2 separate regions of the Homo sapiens genome follow, and region 1 is linked to region 2. The links are chromatin loops, found by intact Hi-C in ENCODE. Cell type or tissue: chondrocyte. All regions are shown on one strand. Each heading gives the region's core, and the rest is flanking DNA. Links, peaks and the distances in the headings are about the cores only.

What was found. Hi-C counts contacts between places; a loop is a spot of excess contacts. Peaks named below come from ENCODE experiments on the same cell type or tissue, not always from the same donor. Only the 100,000 strongest peaks of a DNase experiment are listed, where the experiment ranks them.
Region 1: a loop joins it to region 2, with 2.7 times the contacts of the local background. A loop is called at or near these places in 4 of 110 quality-filtered maps.

What each region holds. Positions count from the first base shown.
Region 1 is chr19:33,424,866-33,435,350 of GRCh38, forward strand. The region is part of intron 9 of PEPD (peptidase D); the gene reads right to left. Among named protein-coding and RNA genes, the nearest start is that of CEBPG, 56 kb to the left of the region's middle. In chondrocyte, for the core only: a CTCF peak has its summit at 5,991 (motif pointing right); a DNase peak (open chromatin) is centred at 5,936.
Region 2 is chr19:34,091,412-34,101,896 of GRCh38, forward strand. It overlaps the pseudogene RPS4XP21. Among named protein-coding and RNA genes, the nearest start is that of LSM14A, 76 kb to the right of the region's middle. RefSeq lists an enhancer at 8,775-8,944. In chondrocyte, for the core only: CTCF peaks have their summits at 5,091 (motif pointing left) and 5,292; no DNase peak of the experiment used is centred there.

The sequences.
Region 1 (10,485 bases), core at 4,463-6,962, 670 kb before region 2:
CTTATAAAACCATCAGATCTCATAAGACTTATTTACTACCATGAGAACAGTATGGGGGAAAGCACCCCCATGATTCAATATCCACACAGCCAAACCATATCAGACCCCAGCTCTTTAAAAAAACAAAAAAACAAACAACAACAACAATAAAAACCAGGTTACCCTCAGATACATCCAGAGAGGCTCAAACCACATGACCAGGAAACAAAAAGAATTGCCAGAGGCCAGGTGCAGTGGCTCACACCTGTAATCCCAGCACTTTGGGAGGCCGAGGCGGGTGGATCACTTGAGGTCAGGAGTTCAAGGCCAGCATGACCAACATAGTGAAACCCTGTCTCTACTCAAAATATAAAAATTAGCCAGTCGTGGTGGCACACATCTGTAATGCGCCACTGCACTCCAGCCTGGGCGACAGAGTGAGATTCAGTCTCAAAACAAACAAACAAACAAACAAACAAAAAGGCTTGCCAGAGTGGCAGATGATCCTAGTTCAACACAACCCAGAGGCCACATTGTCCCTCTAAGGAACGCTGGCACCCTGTCTCCATCCTCCCCAGGAAGGTGTGGGGGAAGCAAGCCAGGTATGCAGGGAGCTTTCTGGAGGGGCGAGCAGGGGCAAGGGGAGGGAAGGGGCTGCTTTTAAGTTCACATTTCCCAAAGCACAATACGAGTCCACGGGATGACATTATGTAGTACCCCACTAGCATATTTCCTTCATGCACTAGGTATTTATCTTGAAGCGCTAATGTCTGTTAATGGCAAATTAGATTGGGTTTCATTCATGACGAGGATAAAAAGCATCTTAAAACATATATTTAAAGGAAAAAAAATGAGTCAATTGAAAGAAAACGATTAAGCAGATAATAGTAGAGGTGAGACAAGAACTTGACCAAAACTGCCAGGGTGTCTCATGGAATGACTAACTCTGGGAGATCCCGCCTTAAGGCTTCTTTGAGGAAAAGCCTGGTTTTTCGTTCTTGGGCAAGGCCTTTGGTTCAGAAGCTCCCCAAGTCCCCAGATGGCAGCCTCAAACTCCTGGGCTCAAGCAATCCTCCTGCCTCAGCCTCCTGAGTAGCTAGGACTACTGGTGTGCACAACCACACCTGGCTAATTTATTTTATTTTATTTTATATTTGTAGAGACAGCATCTTGCTATGTTGCCCAGGCTGCTCTCGAACTCCTGGCCTCAAGTGATCCTCCCACCTCGGCCTCCCAAAATGCTGGGATTACAGGTGTGAGCCACTGTGCCAGGCCCAGGTTCAATATTTAGGGAACACATGTTTGGCAGAGGATCTCAGGTCTCATGTCACTGCACTCCAGCCTGGGCAACAGTGGGAGTCACCCAGATCCCACCTTGTAGAGTGAGGACAGAATCCCCAAGTCACCCCTTCTAGAAAAAGCAAGTGCTTTGCTTTGGATTCCCTCTAGGGCATTTTTCTGTTTTGTCTTGAAAGAGTCCAGCACTACTTTATTTCTAAACATCAAATTGCTTTTTCAGCCTTACAATCTGAAAATACTTCACAAATGTGTCGTTTCAGATCTAACTTTCTCTGGAAAGTGCTGTTTCCTATCAATGTCTTTCTAAAGCACTGTCGCACCTGGGCCCAGCTCTGGGCAGCCCCTGCAACTCACTCAGTTCATCCTGAGGGTCTAGTACCCAGTTCCCTCCCTATCGTCCTCTGCTGAGGGCTCTGGAGAAGAGAGGAGAAGCAGTCTGTCCACATGGACTCACAGCCACTCTCGGTACTGTGAGCACAGGACACTGGATACAGGGACCTGGTCACCCGGGAGGCAGCGCCAAGCCAGTGGTCACTGCGCAGCAGGTGGCCTTGGCTACCCCATTAGGCTGGAGGGAACCAGGAGGAGCTGGGTCACTGAGGAAACAGGAGGAGCTGGGTCACTGCAGCCCCAGATCCCCAGCACCTGCAGGAAGCGAGGACCACAGATGCCTGTGAAAGACGTCTCCTCTCTGAGAAGGTTCTTCCAAGCATCCAGGAACCACAAGGCCCAGGACGCAGCGAAATGTGCCATGGAGGGAGGCCCAGACACCATCTGTCAGGGCCAGCCTGGACAGGCCCTAGGTGGGCAGGGCCCCTCCACCGCGTGCGGCTGTGTTTTATGGCAGCGAACCGGCTGTTAGGCGTGAACTGCCGACAACCCCTCTTCTAATGAGCCTTTCCATCCTCACTCACGACTCCAAACGTTATTTTAGTCACACTTGGCTGAAGGAACAACAGGAACGCTATTTATCACTTTGAAAGTCTTTATCTACTTAAGATGATGAATGGGGGTGGCAGTCACGCCGCCCCTACAGAGAGCAGCCTTGAGAAGAGGAGTGCCTTGGCCAGGGATGCACTCCAAGCATGGAGCTGGGGAGGCGGAGGCTGTCGTGGCTCATGGCATCTCTAGCATGTTCTGCACCTGTGCCCCATCGGGGACCTCTCAGTGCGGATGCCACCATCCAGGTCCTCAGCACCCTCTCGTGCCACAGAGCACAGAGGTAGGAGATGGGGGAAGTGGGACAGCCCCAGGAGCCCCCCATCGGTCCCCACCTGCAGCAGGATGTCCACTTTGGCTCCACAGAGGATGGGAGGGGCGATTTAAGAACCAACTCACATGTCCTAAACCTTTGCTGCTGACATCCCAGAGACACAGGGCAAGTTCCAAAAAATCCTCCAATCGGAGGATGCCAGGAATAACTCTTGCAAATTCAACTTTGGGGTAGCTTAAACCTATTTATCAATAGCTAATTAATAAAGTCTAAGTCTTTGGATGACAGGATGATTAAACTGGTTTTTAAATAATCCATTTTTAATTAAAATGCTACCCTCTTTTGGCTTCTGGATATATTCAAAAGGAAGCCTTAACAGATCTTGTTTTTAAATATACATTATACGAAGCCAATAATTAGAAGAATTTGTGCTTTTAATTATATCTTAATTATTCTTTGCCTATCGATGCAAAGTTAAATATCCTTTCTTTATGACACCAACACTACTCCCCAAAGCCAGTAGATTGCTAGCAGGAATTGTGTGTGTGAAGCCTGCTCCCGGAGATCCGTGCAGCAGTGACGGTGCCTGTAGGCAACCCATACCCCCGTCCTGGCAGGCGGCAATCTGATCATGGCAAAGCACTGGCTCTGGGCAGCACTCTCCTGGCCCCCACCTTGTAAGAGACACGCTTGAAGACAGAAGTGGTCGTTATGTGATGAGGGTCTGGGCCCCCCTCCTGCATAGCCAGGAGCCAGGAAGTTCCTTGACTTTACTCGCCAGCCTGCACACACTCTGAAGCATCTCGCCAGCGCCACCCACTGAAATTTAGAAAATTCGCACAGTGCCAAGGAGGGCTTGGAGGATGCAGAAGAGGGAGTCACGCCCGTGGATGCCGGGTTTCCTGATGTGCTTTGCTGGGTCCCCGCAGGGAGCCCAGGCATCACACACCTGTCCAGCATACCCCGAGCTCCCTCTTCCAGGACCCACAGCAACACCTATCCCAAGCCCACCCACTTCTAGCACCTTCTATCGGACACCTTCCACACTGACCCTCAACCACCTGCCAGTCTTTAACAGGTCCCCTCCTGGCCCACCTTCCCACCAGGAGGTCATGGCTAGAGGGGTCTCAGTGGACTCCTGGCAGCTGCTGCCCTTCAGGAGCTGGGAGGATGTCCACGCTCCACCTCCTGCTCACCGCCAGTTACCATCCAAAACCACCGTGGGCCAGGCTGACGCCCCTCTCCAGAAATCTCCCTGGGTTCCCCAAGGGGCTTCTCCCACCTCTCACCACCAAAAGCCCTCTGTAGGCAAGTCCCTCCCCACACTTCTACACTGCAGAACTTTCAGCCTGGCACCCTCCCGTTCCCTCCCAGTCTTGAAGGGCACTCCTAGAGGCAGGCCCATGTCACCCATACCCAAGGCTGGCCACAGTGATGAGCACACAGTAGGTCCTCAGTAAACATGTGAAGAAAGGGTAACGGATGGCAGGAACAGCAGGCCTGAACATGCCCAACAATCCAAAGAACATTCACACATACATGCACATATGCATATACGCACACATCCACAGGCAGCCGAAACCCTGTCTGCCCAGGCAGCCCCGAGTGGAGATCTAGCCCTGTGTTCACTCTGCTTCCTCTTTCTGGGCACATATCTTAGCCTCCCTGCAGCTAGGCTGGGACCATAGGACTGACTCTCATCCCAAGAGGAATATGAAATGACATGTGCTGCTTCCAGGCCATGGCTTTTAAGAGTGGGTGTGAATTCTTCATGTTCTCTCTCTTCCTTCTCAGAGGGGGCAGAGTTGGGCAGTGGAAGCAGCCCTGCATCCCTGCTGGAGGAGAGCCACTGGGCCAGCCACAGATGGCAGCATGAGCAAGAAATGAGCCTTTACCGTGCTAAGCCACCGAGATCTGGGTTTCTGTTGTTACCACCCCAAAGGCTACCCTATACTGACTAATACACCTGGGAATTTAGAATACAGCAAAAATGGAATTTTACAATGGGGGGCAAAGACATTACTCCAAAGACAACAGGTCACTTAGTAATTACGCGGGGGCAGAAAAGCCAGAATCCTTGTTTATATATTATTCTTAAATGCAGTTTAGCTCAATTAACGTATTAAATATAAAAGACGAAACCATGTGGATACACAGATATCTATTAAACTATACACAGCAGTGTTTGAAATATTTCATAATTATGCAAAAACTGTTATTTAAAAGAAAGTCATCAGACTATAAAGATAGAAAAAACATGCTGATAACTGGATTATATTGAGGTAGTAGAAAAAGCAATTTCGCAAAGGCATAAACTATACAGGAAAGGACCAACATGACAACTGATATTTACAATTTCTGTACATCAAATTGGGAAAAATATTTCCAACACACAGAACAATAGTACAAAGAGCCCAATTACAGAGCAATAAGTCACCCACAAATGTCCCGATTGCAAATGGGCAAAGGACTGAAAACCCACAAAGATAAATGCCCAAGAAATACTTACAAGAGAAGTTTAAGCTCGTCAGTAATCAAATCAGCAAAAATAAAGACGGGGTATTACTTTTCCCTAATCAGAATGATAAAGGTGAATAATGGAAATAACACAATTAATCTTGAGGCCTGGGTGGGCACACCGGCACTCATGGTTTGGGAGGAGGGGTGTCCTGCACGCTGGCTGAGAACATGGCTTCTGGAGAGAGGCCACCTGGCTCCTCTAAGACCCATCTGTCTACTGTGGGGTCTCTATAATGCAGAGAGGATGCCACACTCCTCTCCGCTCCCCCTCACGGGATTAAATGAGAACATCCCCGGGAAGGACATGGTATCTGCTCACCAGACACTAACCCAGCCCCAGCCGTGAAGGGAGAACAACTTTTCTAGATGGCACTGGGCTTTGGGCATCAACATTTTTCCAGCAATTCCATTTGCAGGAGTTTACCCCAAGGACACGGTCAGTTTGACACCCGAGAGACGGCGAGGTAGGGTTGACGGTCGAAGTGTCGTTCACACTGGGAACCACCTGGCTTCCGGGGGCAGTCTGGGTAAGTGGATTATGATGCAGCCCCAGTGTGCCCCAGTTCACTGCCAGGAAGAGACTTCTGCTGCAAAAACTCTGCCCAGTGTGAGCCCAGCAGATCAAAGCCCGTCTGTCTGTGCCCCAGAGAGACCGGAAGCCTGTTTGCTACAGCAATAAGGTTTTGTGTGCCTCTGCATCAAAGGGTTTTTTTCCTATCTTGTTTATAATGTTCTGTACTGACTGGATTTCCTACTGGCATATGTATCTTTTTATCAGAGTAAAGCTATTTTCATTTTGAAAACACTTTTGGGAAGAAATAAAAGCTACCTGTCAAAGACCTGCTCCCCTCGCCCCAGCCTCGCCCCACTGGCCCCAGGGGGCTTCTTGTCCTGATGTGTTCTGCCCAGTGGACACAGCGCACACTCCCCAAGCACAGCTGCCACCGAGGACGACACTGGGAAGCTGCCACCAGAGGTCGCAAGTGCACGCCGTCTGCCACGCACACAGAGCTCCTTGAAAAACCTTCAGCCTGGCTGAAGGAACCACAGTGTATCTCTGTTTTGATACCATTGTTGTGGACAAAGTAAAAAATAAGCAATCCAGCCAGGTGCTGTGGCTCAGCACTTTGGGAGGCTGAGGCAGGAGGACTGCTTGAGCCCAGGAGGTCGAGGCAGTGAGCTATGATCGCACCACTGCACCCCAGCCTGGGCAACAGAGCAAGATCCTATGAAGGAAGGGAGGAAGGGAGAGAGGAACAGAGAAAGGGAGAGAGGAAGGAAGGAAAGAAGGAAGGAAGGAAGGAAGGGAGGGAGGGAGGGAGGGAGAGAGGGAGGGAGGGAAGGAGGGCAATTCAAGCCCAATTCCTTCCCGAAGGAAGGAAGAGAGGGACGAAAAGAAAGAAAAGCAATTCAAGCCCAATTCCTCCCTGACTCTATCAGGAAACTCTACCATGGGTTGAAATCACCCAAAATCTGAATGTCCAGGTCCCCGCCGGAGGCCAGGGCTGGGGGCCCATCTTCATCATCCCAAAACTCATGTGGGAAATTTCCCCAAGAGGAGACAGAAAACAAAGCAAAGATTTCCTCTCTTCATTCCGCCCAAGACAAAGCATCTGAAATTCCACTCTCGATGTTTCCTTCATTATCTCCCACTTTCTACCTCTCCTTTTTGCCACAGGGGGAAAAATTCTTCCTGGGAAGGACATCCTCGGAGACACTCCCCTCCCAATTAACACCCATCTGGCAGCACCTCTGCCTGAAGATGGGTAGCAAATGCTAGTGGAGGGACCACTCTTTCCTGCTTCCTGGCCTCATGATCAAAATGGGAAGATTAGGCAGGTCGTGGTGGCTCAAGCCTGTAATCCCAGCACTTTAGGAGGCTGAGGCAGGTGGATCACCTGAGGTCAGGAGTTCAAGACCAGCCTGGCCAGTATGGCAAAACCCTGTCTCTACTAAAAATACAAAAATTAGGCAGGTGTGGTGGCAAATGCCTGTAATTCCAGCTTCTCGGGAGGCTGAGGCAGGAGAATCGCTTGAACCTGGGAGGCGGAGGCTGCAGTGAGCTGAGATGGCGACACTGCACTCCAGCCTGGGTAACAGAGCAAGACACCACCTCAAAAAAAAAAAAAAAAAAGGGAAGATTAAACCCAGAGTGACCATTACGAGTCTAAGAGTCATAGGCTGAAGCTAAGAAGTCTTCCCAGGTAAGGGCCACTCTGGGAAGAAAGTGCAGCCCTATCCCTTCCTCCACCCAGAGCTCCTGAGCTGCTCCACTGCACCGGCAGGTTTGGAAGCAAGCTCTGTCGGCAAGGCTCTCTGGTATGCAGCCTGGAGAATCCAAGCCCCTAGAAGGCCTGCCAAGTCCTGCTTCAGGAGCCCACTTAGCCTTCTTCTCTGGAATCAGATTCTTTGGCAAAACCTCTGTCTGCACACGGAGGTATCCCTTTTGCACAGGGAGCTAGAGAAGTCAGAGACTGGTTGGAAAACAGCCTTGCTTGTCTCCTCTGGCTAAACACTCCCCACACGGGGCACCCCACCCTGGGGACCACCCACCCAAGCAAAAGGAGCCCACCCCACCCCAGGGGAACACCGACAGCTCAGGTTTCCACTGCAGACAGGATGGGGCAGAACCCGCAGCTCTGAAGAGCCGATTGAAAAAGCAAATTTCCCTCTGGTGCTCTCACTGGAAAAAAACATGATAGCTCTCTCCCCTGGGAGCAGGAGGAAGCCTCTTTGTCCAGGAGGACTGTGCTGTTCCTTGGAAACGAGCCTGCTGCCATGAACAGATCCAGCAGGTATGGGCAAATCACCTAGAATGCATAAAACATTACGTTCGCCAAATCCCCCTGGACAGAAATCTCGGATTCAGCAAACAGCTCAGATCTGAATGGATTTCCACTCACAGCTTTGAAATCCCCCAATTAAAGGCACAAGCGCATGGCAAAGTTGGAAGCTTTGGCGCTTCCGGGCTCCCAGTACCCACAGCCTGGATGGAGATGGTGGCAGTGACATGGCCTGGGTCACATGCACACGCCTTCCAGAGGCACCTCGGCCTCCTCGGCTATAGCAGCTAGCGGGTGTGGCTGGCCTGGAGCGACAGGCTCCCTCACTGCCATGCTGCCTGCAGCTGGGTTCCCTTGAGTGAAAACACTTTAAGGGAATTGTTTCTATCCCTCCATTCCTGAACAAGCCAGTGGTCCCCAGGGCCCCAGGAGCTACACACCCATTTGCATGTTGTCCCTAATCAACTGCAATCCATGTCAATCAGGGCCTTACTGGTCTCGGGCACAGAACATGCTGGGTGATGCCTCAAAGTGCCAGCCTCCCCAGCAACTTCACTAAGGAAGAGGTTTCTTTATAAAATGTCTGCAGTCTGATGGCTGGCTCTCCTCTCTTTCAGTGTGAGCTGCTGTTTTCTCCTTAAACTGCAGAGCCAGAGCTCTCTTCTCCCTGCCAAGGGGGCACGCCCACTCCACAAACACACAAGGTACACCAAAGCCCTTGAGACACTCTTGGAATAATGATGCCCACTCTGTACCTCCAGGGGACTTAACTAATTTATAAGGCAATTTTAATAATAACCATATATTAATTTTACATCCCCTTTTTTACCTATTTCAGTGGCTATGAACTGTTAGGAATTAGGTAATATATTACAATGGGCTCCTGGGGTCTTTTTATTAACTAATGCCCCATATTTAAAAACCTTCTTGTCAAATGAGAAACATTAAGAAGCGCTGTCCCTTTTATAATTGCTTCTAATAGACTCGATATTCAGGTCCTGGCCTGAACAGAGAGCCCAGGCGATACTTCCTTAAATTGCATTTAACTTTTCATTTTCTTTCTGTCATCGGCCAACCGAATAATTCTGCAAGTGCACAAATGGTCATTTTACCGTGTCGGTCTGTAGCTCTGGAGATGTCTGTAAATCTGCAAGTTAGGAGGACCACTCAGGTCAAGAGATGCACAGCGTTTCTGCCCGGAGTCTGGCCGCAGGAGCAATGCTTGGCCATTTTGGTGTGTGTGTGCAAGCCTATTTATCAAAATATATGCCAGTAAACCACACCCATCTTAAATACCCAGATTGATGACATCTCACAAACGTGCCCCGTGGGTGAAGACCCCAGGACATTTCTTGTCTCCTAGAGGGTTCGCTCACCACCCCTTCTCTTCCCCTCTCCTCCTCTGTCACCAGTTTTGCTTGCTGGGAACTTTATGTCAGTGGGATGGTACGTGCCTTTCTGAGCCTGGCTTCTTTTGCTAGACATCACTTTCAGCGCTGTTCGTGTCCCTGACTGTGGCAACAATCTGCTCGTTTTCACTGCCCGACAGTTCTCCCTGTATGGACACCCACAGTTTACCCACCCGCCATACACAGGCTTGGCATCTCCCCAGCTCTAGACTCCTCCCCCACCTCATGTGTCTCCGGTGCACATGGGGCAGGCAAAGGGGGAGTGTGGGGCGCCAGGCATGGAATGCTTGGTTTTGTGTGGACGCTGCCAGCTGTGTAACGGCGATGGTTCTAGCATCTCTGTTTTCTGCTTTTTTATCCCCCCTGGCAGAGAAGAAACTTTGAAGCTCATCACTTTGTGGGCCTAGGCTGGAGGCATCGGGGCACCTCAGTAGGCCCAGGGGCTACTGGGCATTCCTCCACTGCACCATCCCTGGCAGGGCAGGCGGGAATGGGGTTCTCCTAATGTCAGGATTCCCCGCAGGACGAGGGCGCATCTGGCCTCCCTTGGTCTCGGGGGTGAACTTCACAGAAATGGAAAGTTTATCGTGAATGAGGAAAGGGCAGTAAAACCCAACCCCATTTACTGGGTGGGGAGAAAGCTGCCACCCAGGGTGTCCAAATCAGCTGGGAAAGGTCACGCCCTTTGGGTGGTCACTGGGCCTTGGGAACGGGGCCAGAACCCAGCCAGGTGGAGCAGCAGAAGCCTGGCACATCACACATACGGTCCAGCCCTCCTCGGTCCCTGACCCTCCCTGTTCTGGGAGTGAAGGACTGAGACAGGGCACTCAGGTGTTAAGGTTGGGGGGTGGTGGGGTGGAGGGGGCAGGTACAAACCCCTGAGGACGGCCTGGAGGGAAGGCAGCTGGGTAGACAGCAGCCTCCATGCCCAGGGACTCGGGAAAGATCAAAGTGTGAGCCGGAATGCGATGCCAGAGGAAGACGAGGGATGGAAGAGGCAGAGAACCTTGGGCGCTGGGGAGGCCAAATGAGGTGGCTGAGACGGTAGCTCCCTCATCCATCCGGCATCTCCAGGCAGAGGAGAGCAAAGGCCTGGCCACCCGCGGCTGCCCGAAAGCCACCAGGATGGGATCCTTTGTTTTCATTTCCAAACCCAAAGGCCCCTCGGCTGGGCCGGCGTCTGATCCCGACTCAAAGCCACAGGGAGCCTCAGCTGGGACGCAACCTGAGGGCTTGGAAAATGGAGGACCCAGAGCCAGTTTTAGCAGTTGATGAATAATAA
Region 2 (10,485 bases), core at 3,684-6,183:
CCAACATGGTGAAACCCCGTCTCTACTAAAAATACAAAAATTAGCTGGGCATGGTGGCACATGCCTGTAATCCCAGCTACACGGGAAGCTGAGGCAGGAGAATCACTTGGACCCAGAAGGTGGAGGTTGCAGTGAGCTGAGATCACACCACTGCACTCCAGCCTGAGAGACAGCGTGAGACTGTCTCAAAAAAAATAAAAAATAAAAATCTGGCCCGGCACAGTGGGTCATGCCTGTAATCCCAACACTTTGGGAAGCTGAGGCAGGAGGATTGCTTGAGCCCAGAAGGTGGAGGCTGCAGTGAGCCGTGATTATGCCACTGCATTCCACCGTGGGCGACAGAGTGAGACCCCGCCAATAAGCAGTAATGGCATAAAATGCTTAACAAATGCTGTCAATACAACCTGATACAATAATACAAATATTCAGGAAAAATAATGTTTGCTATGTCATATGACACACAAAAATGAATCACCAGCCGGGCATGGTGGCTCACGCCTGTAATCCCACCAATTTGGGAGGCCGAGGATCACTTAAGGGCAAGAGTTCAAGACCAGCCTGGTCAACATGGTGAAACCCCCACCCCCAACCCATCTGTACTAAAAATACAAAAATTAGCTGGATGTGGTGGTGGGATTACAGGCATGAGCCACCACGCCCAACCAGAAAGTGGTTTCTTGAGATGGAATCTGCTCCTGGTGAAGATGCTATGAACATTGTTGAAATGACGGCAAAGGATTTCAAATATTCCATAAACATAGTTGATAAAAAGGTGGTAGTGTTTGAGAGGATCAACTCTAACTTTGAAAGAAGCACTATATGCAATGATATCACACAGCACTGCATGCTACAGAGAAATATTTTGTGAAGAAGCCCATCGGTGTGGCAAATTTTATTGTCTTATTTTAAGAAATTGTCACCCCAGCCTTGCAACAACTGCCCTGATCAGTCAGCAACCATCAATATCAAGGCACGACCCTCCACCAGCAAAAAGATTATGACTCGCAGAAGGCTCAGAGAGATGGTTAGCATTTTCTAGCAATAAAGTATTTTTACTTATTTTTTTAATCATGCCATATTATTTTAAATTACATACGAAGATCTAACATGTCACCCACAGACCATTTCATCCACTGCTCTGTTTGGCTGCAGTCTCTTGTCTCTCCCTTCAGCAATGGTGAAGCGGATACCCTTTCCTCGGGGAAGAGAAATACATGGTTTGTTGCCCTTGTCAATAACAAAAATGATGGAAAAGCTGTTGCTGTTGGCATCTTTCACGTGAATCGTGTCAAAAGATCCAGGGTGCCTCTCTCTATTGGTGATCACACCAATTCTTCCCCAGTTAGCACCTCCAGTCACCAAACACAGGTTACCAGTGTCGAACTTCAAAGCAGTGATGTTGCCAGTCTCCAAATCAATCTGAATGGTGTCGTTCACTTTAATGAGGGAATCAGGGTGGCGGATAGTGTGAGCATCGTGAATCACCAGGTGAGGGGTTCCTTTTGTGCACACAAAGATTTTTCTCATTTTGCATAACTTGTACTTGACTTCCTCAGGTGTAACACGATGTACAGCAAAGCGACAATTGATGCCATAGATCAGACGGAAACCCTCTCCCGTCTTGTCAATGCTGATGACATCCATAAATCCAGTAGGGTAGGTTATATCAGTTCGAACCTTGCCATCTACCTTAATGAACCACTGCATGCAAATCTTCTTCACTTCATCTCCTGTCAGGGCATATTTAAGTCTGTTCCTCAGGAAAATATGAGGGAGACACTCTCTCAGCTTTTGGGGACCAGTGGATGGACGAGCAGCAAACACACCAGTCAATTTATCCAGCATCCAACGTTGTGGAGCTGCTACCCGCTTCAGATGCTGCTTGGGACCGGAAGCCACAGCTGTAATAGGCACAGAAAGAGGACCTCCCATCTTCTATGCACATAGAAACTGGGAACCAATAAAGTATTTTTACATTAAGGTATGTAGGCCAGGTGTGGTGCCTCACGCCTGTAACCCCAGCACTTTGGGAGGCCAAGACGGGTGGATTACTTGAGGCCAGGAGTTTGAAACCAGCCTGGCCAACAAGGCGAAACCCCATCTCTACTAAAAATACAAAAATTAGCCGGGCATGGTGGTGCACGCCTGTAGTCCCAGCTACCCGGGAGGCTGAGGGTGGAAAATTGCTTGAATCTGGGAGGCGGAGGTTGCAGTGAGCCAAAATCACACCACTGCCTTCCAGCCTGGGCAACAGAGAGAGACTCCATCACAAAAAAAAAAAAAAAAAGAATAAACATATGAAAGAAAGTTTAGCTATTGTATTAGTCTATTCTCATACTGTTATAAAGAAATACCTGAGACTGGGTAATTTATAAAGAAAAGAGGTTTAATTGGCTCACAGTTCTGCAGGCTGTACAGGAAGCATAGCAGCCTCTGCTTCTGGGGAGGCCTCAGGAAGCTTCCAGTCATGGCAGAAGGCAAAGGGGGATGGAGGCATCTCACATCGTGGCAACAGGAGCAAGAGGGAGGTGGGGGAGGTGCCACACACTTTAAACAACAAAATCTCTCCAGAACTCACTATCATGAGGACAGTACCAAGAGGAAACCCATCCACATGAGCCAATCACCTCCTACCAAGGCCCCACCTCGAACACTCGTGATTACAATTCAACATGAGATTTGGGTGGTGACACAGATCCAAACCATATCAGCTATAGTAATAATAAAATTGCAAATTCAAATAACTTGATTCAAGTCTTGCAATGCCCCCTTCTCAATTAGGCTTACCTTGGTTTCTCTAATTAAAACTGCAACCCTTGGCCAGGCACAGGGGCTCACACCTGTAACCCCAGCACTTGGGTAGGCCAAGGCAGGAGGATCACTTGAACCCAGGAGTTCGAGACCAGCCTGGGCAACATGGTGAAACCCTGTCTCTACAAAAAAAATACGTCTGGGCTTGGTGTCATGGGCCTGTAGTCCCAGCTACTTAGGAGGCTGAGGCAGGAGGATCACTTGAGCCTGGGAGATGAAGGTTGCAGTGAGCTGAGATCATGCCACTGCACTCCAGCCTAGGTGACAGAGCAAGACCCTTTCTCAAAAAATAAAAATAAAAATGAAAACTGCAATCCTTGGCCAGGTGTAGTGTCTCACACCGTTAACCCCAGCATTTTGGGTGGCTGAGGCAGGAAGACTGCTTGAGCCTAGGAGTTAGAGACCAGCCTGGGCAACACAGGGAGATGTCACCTCTACAATAAATTTAAAATTAAAAAACTACAATCTTCTCCACTCCCTACTCCTTTAACTTGCTCTGTTTTTTTTTTAACTATAGCACTTTTTGCTTTCTAAAATGCTAAAGGATTTACTTATTTATAACATTTATCATGTATGTACATGTCCTCCACTCAAATATAAGTTTCATGAGATCAGAGGTTGTTTTTTTCAATAATCTATCCCAAGCACTGAGAATATGCCTAGTACATGGTTAGTAATCAATATCTATGTGTTGAATGAATGCAGCAGATTGACAAAATAATAATACCCACGGTAGGCAAGAGTGTGAATAGTCAGACTCATGTACTGTTAACAAGAGAGTAAACTGATTAAATGAACTATATACATTCATACTCGAACATACTAAACAACCATTGAAAGTGATATTGTGCAGTGTGGCAAAATACAATTACACTCTGTTCCCCAGGCTGGAGTGCAGTGGCGCAATCACTGCCCCCCACCGTCTGGACCTCCTGGGCTCAAGTGATCCTCCCACATCAGCCTCCTGAATAGCTGGGACTACAGGAGCAAGCCACCATGCATTGTTAATTTCTTTTTTTTTTTTTCATTTTGTAGAGATGGGGCCTCACTAGGTTGCCCAGGCTGGTCTTGAATTTAGAACTTTTTAGTAAAGTTCCCATCACATTATCATGGGAATAATACAAATTATAAAATAGCATGTACAATCTGTTTCCAAGGAAAAAGTGTGTACAACAAAATCTTATCTATGAGGTGAGATTACAAGTTGTTGTTTTTGTTGCTGTTGTAAGACAGAGGCTCGCTCTGTCGCTCAGGCCAGAATACAGTGGCACCATCCTAGCTCACTACAGCCTCGAATTCCTGGGCTCAAGCAATCCTCCTGCCTCAGCCTCCTGAGGAGCTGGAACTACAGGTGTGCGCCACTGTGCCCAGCTAATTTTTTTTTATTTTTTGTAGAGACAGGGTCTTGCTATGTTGCCCAGGCTGGTCCCAAACTCCTGGGCTCAAGCAATCCTCCCACCTCAGCTTCCCAAAGTGCCGGGTTTACAGGTGTGAGCCACTGCATCTGCCCTGCCACATTTATTTTCTACAATGAATATGTGTTAGATGTATAGCAAGCAAGGGAAACATTTTTTAAAAGGAGAAAATAGAAACTACCCGGTTAATACGCATAGGCTTTCCTGTTTTAACAAGGATATCGGAAGAGTAAGAACATATTTTAGAAGATTCACTCTGCAGTTACATTAAATGGAAACCAGCAAGCAAAGAGAAATGGGTAACCAAATGTAGGCTATTTAAATGTCCTCTCTATTGTCTGTAGTTTTTAAACTGCAAAAAGTAAAAGTGTGTATGAAATAAATTGTATGAAAGTTTCTGGATTTAAAAAGCCCATTCTCTTCTCAGGAAGACCCGGATATCCTTCTGGAAAGAAATTCACGAATTCTGACCATCCTTGAAGCCAAACTCAAGCCCGCTGGCCTCACACGAATCTGCCTGTTACTCCTTAATAAGACAGGACTTCCTTTGGGCTTGGGCTGGGATCAAATGGTGCTGTGTGAAAGCCACCCATTCCTGCCAATCACACAACCCCTGTAAACAGCACGGCTTATTGTGAAAATTAATTCAGGGAGCTTAAACTCCACCGAACAGAAGGGTTTAAAAAGAAAAGAAAAAAAATTCCCGTGGTTTAGAAAATACTAGATGCATTATGACCTTCGGTATGAGTCCCAGGCTATGTGCATTATACCGGCAACACCCGGGAAAACATAAGCTGTCTTTTTTAATCCATCAGATAATTACACCGACTACAAGGACATTTTGGCAACTACTAGAAAATACTGCCCTCTGGTGTTAAGGTCATTCCACACTGATTAACACAACAAAAAGGAAAAAAAGAAAAGCCTTTCTTAAATACAAAAACCACTACCTTCAGGGACTTATGTTTTTGACTTGCAAAAAATCTGAACACAAAATCCCAAAGGATTTTACGGGTATATATTGTGGACACCTTCCCCACTGTGCCCGGAAAATACCTACTAATGTTATTACAAGCTGTCTCAGTCAATTCATGTCAGAGGATCTCCTCTCCAAGAGCTATATTCAGCTGTCTCTTGAACAAAACAAAACCAAAAAGTATTTTCAAGAGCTTCTGTGGGGGAGAAGTTTCTGGAAAATAAACTAAAGATTATTTTCACAGAAAATTTTCTACTAATCCTGGTAGGAAGAATAGAAAGAAGAGCAATATTACGATATTTTATATATTATAGAAGTCTTTAAAAATGTGAGACAATTTTTATGAAAAACAAAATAGCCACATTAATAAAGAAGCTGGCAATCATTGGCTTTATATTGATCATCTTATTCCTGCTTAAAGGTACTTCAAGAATAAGATAGAAAGGAGGTTCTGTCGTAGCTCTCCGCTATAAGAAAATAAAACTTTAAAAGGGTGGGGCGTGCCGTTCTGATGGTTACACACACAAGAATTGCATGCACAAATTCAGCAGTCTTGGCTGGGCATGGTGGTTCACACTTGTAATCTCAGCGCTTTCAAGCCAAAGCCACCATGCCCAGCCTTTTTTTTTTTTTTTTTTTTTCAGATGGGATCTCATTCCGTTTCCCAGGCTGGAACGCAGTGGCGCAATCTTGGCTCACTGAAACCTCCACCTCCTGGGCTCAAGCGATTCTCCCACTTCAGTCTCCCTAGTAGCTGGGACTACAGGTGCCCACCACCATTCCTAGCTAATTGTTTTTTGTATTTTTGGTAGAGATGGGGTTTCACCATGTTGCCCAGACTAGTCTCGAACTCCTGAGCTCAAGTGATCTGCCCGCCTTGGCCTCCCAAAGTGTTGGGATTACAGGCGTGAAGCCACCATGCCCAGCCCATGATCTTTTGTAGAGATGGAGCCTCACCGTGTTGCCAATAAAAGAAACCAAAGTTCCATGGAGAAATGACCGATTCTAAGACTGGGGCAGGAAATACACAGGATAAGCCAGGAGCACCTACTAGTACCAGAAAGTAGGAAAGTGCTCAAAACAAACAAACCAAAAAAAAGCCCACATCAGTGGGGAGACGTCAAAGGGTCACAGGATCCAACTGAAAGAGATCCCAATAGTCAAAACTGGAACAACTTGAGTAACAAAATAAAATAGATTGGATCATAACCCAAAGCATGGAATAAACACCCATGAGTCCACACTGATATTAATGATTGAATAAATAAATGCAGTTCTCCTTCCGCATCCACTGCAAATTGGTTCCGGGACCCCCATAGATACCAAAATCCATGGATGCTCAAGTCCTTTATATAAAATGGTATCGTATTTGCACATAACCAGGACACATCCCTCTGTACACTCTAATTATATTTAGATTACTTATAATACCTAATACAATAGAAATGCTAGGTAAATAGCTGTTCTGTGTTGCTTGTTTTATTTGGTTTTTGTTTTGGTTTGGTTTGGTTTTGGTTTTTTTGTTTTTTTGTTTTTTGTTTTTTGTTTTTGAGATGGAGTTTCGCTCTTGTCACCCAGGCTGGAGTACAGTGGTGCCGTCTTGGCTCACTGCAACCTCTGCCTCCTGGGTTTAAGCGATTCTCCAGCCTCAGCCTCCTGAGTAGTTGGGATTTCAGGCACCCACCACCACGCCTGGCTAATTTTATATTTTTAGTAGAGATGGGGTTTCACCATGTTGGCCAGGCTGGTCTCAAACTCCTGACCCCAGGTGATCCACCCGCCTCGACCTTCCAAAGTGCTGGGATTACAGGCGTGAGCCAGTGTCCCCGGCCAGTTTGTATGAATTTTTACTGGGTTTCTTTCCCTAATATTTTTTATCTGTGGTTGGCTGAATCCACGATGTGGGATCAGAGAATACAGAGGGCTGAGTGTAGAAGGGGGAGAAGAGACACGTCTTCCATGCGGAAGAAGTTCAATGAATTCTCACAGATACTCCACCCCCACAGAGGTGGAGCATAACTCCTCACTCCTGAAGTGTGGCCTGCATGTAGTGACTTCCTTCCAAAAATGGGAGAAGAGTAACTTTACAGTAGAGAAACCTGACCAACACTATCTCTGGCAGGTGATTAAGGTCAATGCCAACAGTGATAAGTCATATTGATAGTACGGTCATGCACTACATCATGACATGAGTTATATCATTATAATCATGGTGAGTTGTATAATTACTTCATCATATATTACAATGTAATCATAATAGAAATAAACAGCACAATAAATATAAAGTGCTTGAATCATCCCCAAACCATCCCTCAACCCCCACCCTAGTCCATAGAAAAATTGTCTTCTGGTCCAGCGTGGCTCACACCTGTTATCCCAGTACTTTGGGAGGCCAAGGTGGGTGGATCACTTGAGGCCAGGAGTTCAAGACCAGCCTGGCCAATATGGCGAAACCCCTCCTCTATTAAAAATACAAAAATTAGCTGGACATAGTGGCGCACACCTGTTATCCCAGCTGCTCGGGAGTCTGAGGCACAAGAATTACTTGAACCTGGGAGGCAGAGGTTACAGTGAGCCAAGATCTGCCACTGCACTCCAGCCCGGGTGACAGAGTGACACTCTGTCTCAAAAAAAAATAGAAAGAAAGAAAAATCATCTTCAATGAAACCGGTCCCTGGTACCAAAAAGGTTGGGGACTTCTGTGTTAAGGGATCTGCTTCATTGAAAGCGATGAAACTAACAAAAATTCATGGAAGTTCTCTATCAGATGCAGAGAAACTTCTAATGACCTGGATTGAAGACCAAACACAGACACATATCCCTCTCAGCACCGTGACAATCACCACCAAAGCAATGTCGGTTTGCAAGGTTGAAAGCAAAGGCTGGACCTGACTGTGGTGTTGAATTTACTGCTCTGGGTATTTCAAATGATTCAAGAATCCTTACTCCTTACATAAAGTGCAAGTTAGTGGTGAGTCTGTGGGTGCTGTTGTGAAGGCAGCAGAAGAATTTTTGGAAACTCTGGATGAGCTGATTGTGGAGGAAAATTACTTGTCACAGCAAATCTTCAATATGAATGAAACCTCCCCATTCTGGAAACGAATGCCTGAAAGAACTTTCATTCATAAGGAAGCCAAGTCAATGTCAGGTTTGAAGACTTTTAAGGACAGAGCAAGTCTTGCCTGGCAACAATGTTGCAGATTACAAACTGAAACCCTTTATGAGGACCCCAGGGCCTTCAAGCCTGTCAATTAGCACACACAGCCAGTGCACTGCAGGAGCAATAAGAAGCCACAGATGACCCAGCTCCTCTTCCAAGAGGCCCTCCTGAATTACTCTGCCAGTGAGATGGAGAAGTACTGTTTGGAGAATAATATATCTTTCAAGATTGGCTTATTGATAATGCTCTTCTTCTTCTTTTTTTTTTTTTTTTGTCATTTTCATCTCAATATCAAAGTGGTGTTTCTCCCTCCAAATACCACCTCTTTGATCCAACCAATGCATCAAGGAATTATAACAGCTTTTAAGACTATTACCTAAGGAGGACTTTTGCCCAGGCTGTTGCTGAAACTGAGGAAGACCCTGAGAAGACATGGATGTAATTTTGGAAGGATTACAACATCTATTACTGTGTCAAGCACTTTGAGCTTGGGCTTGGGGTGATGCCACCGAGGAATGTATGAATGGCATCTGGAGGAAGACACTCAAGAGGTTTTTCCATGATTTCAAAGGATTTGCCAAGGATGAGGAGGTTGCAAAAGTCAACAAGGCTGTGGTTCAGATGGCAAACAACTCTAATCTGGGTTTGGCTGAGGATGGCATTGAGGAGCTCCTAAAGGAATGAGGAGTTATTGGAACTGGGACAGGAACACCTAGCTGAAGAAGGGGCAAGAGCAAAGGGAGCTGCTGGAGAAGGAAAAGAACTCTCAGGAAAACTCACAGTGAAAAGGTTGACAGAAGCTTCTGCAGACTTCAGCAAACTCCTTAAGAAGTTTGAAAGAAGGAAAAGAACTCCCAAGAAAACTCACAGTGAAGGGGTTAGCAGAAGCTTCTGCAGACTTCAGCAAACTCCTTAAGAAGTTTGAAAGAAGGAAAAGAACTCCCAAGAAAACTCACAGTGAAGAGTTTAGCAGAAGCTTCCGCAGATTTCAGCAAACTCTTTAAGAAGTTTGAAAACATGGACACCCAACACCAAAAGGTTTTTATTAACAGACAGAAATGTTCATGGTGCATTATCTGTTTATAGGGAAATCTATGTTAAAGAAAAGAAACAAACCAAGCAAACCACCATGGACATATTTCTGAAAAGAGTGACCCCACCTCAAGAAGATCTCAGGAGGGTCCTTCAGGAGGTACCCAGAAGAAGACATTGTTATCACAGGGGATAATGCGTGTGTTACTGCCCCTGAAGACCTTCCAATGAGACAAAATGTGGAGGTGGAGGACAGTGACATTGATGATCCTGACCCTGTGTAGGCCTAGGCTGATGTGTGTGTTTGTGTCTTCATTCCTAATAAAAAAGCTGAAAGAATTTTTTAAATTTTTTTAAATTAAAAATAAAAGGCCAGGTATGGTGGCTCATGCCTTTAATCCCAGCACTTTGGGAGGCCGAGGCAGGCAGATCACCTGAGGTTGGCAGTTTAAGACCAGCCTGACCAACATGGAGAAACCCTGTCTCTACTAAAAATATGAAAAACATTAGCCGGGTATGGTAGAGCATGCCTGTAATCGTAGCTACTCAGGAGGCTGAGGCTGGAGAATCGCTTGAACCCAGGAGACAGAGGTTGTGGTGAGCCGAGATTGTGCCATTGCACTCCAGCCTGGGCTACAAGAGCAAAACAACGTCTCAAAAAAAAAAAAAGAAAGAAAGAAAGAAAAGAGCTTATAGGATAAGGATACAAAGAAAGACGATAGGCCGGGCATGGTATTTCACACCTATAATCCTAGCACTTTGGGAGGTCAAAGCGGGTGGATCACCTGAGGTCAGGAGTTCGAGACCAGCCTGGCCATCATGGCGAAACCCCGTCTGTACTAAAAATACAAAAGTTAGCCAGGTGTGGTGCCAGGCACCTGTAATCGCAGCTACCCAGGAGTCTAAGACAGGAGAATTGCTTGAACTCAGGAGGTGAAGGTTGCAGTGAGCCAAGATTCACACCACTGCACTGCAGCCTGGGTGACAGAGCGAGACTCTGTCTTGCAAAAAAAAAAAAAGACAATATTTTTGTACAGCTGTACAATGTGTTTTAAGTGTAATTACAGAAGAGTCAAAAAGTTAAAAAAATA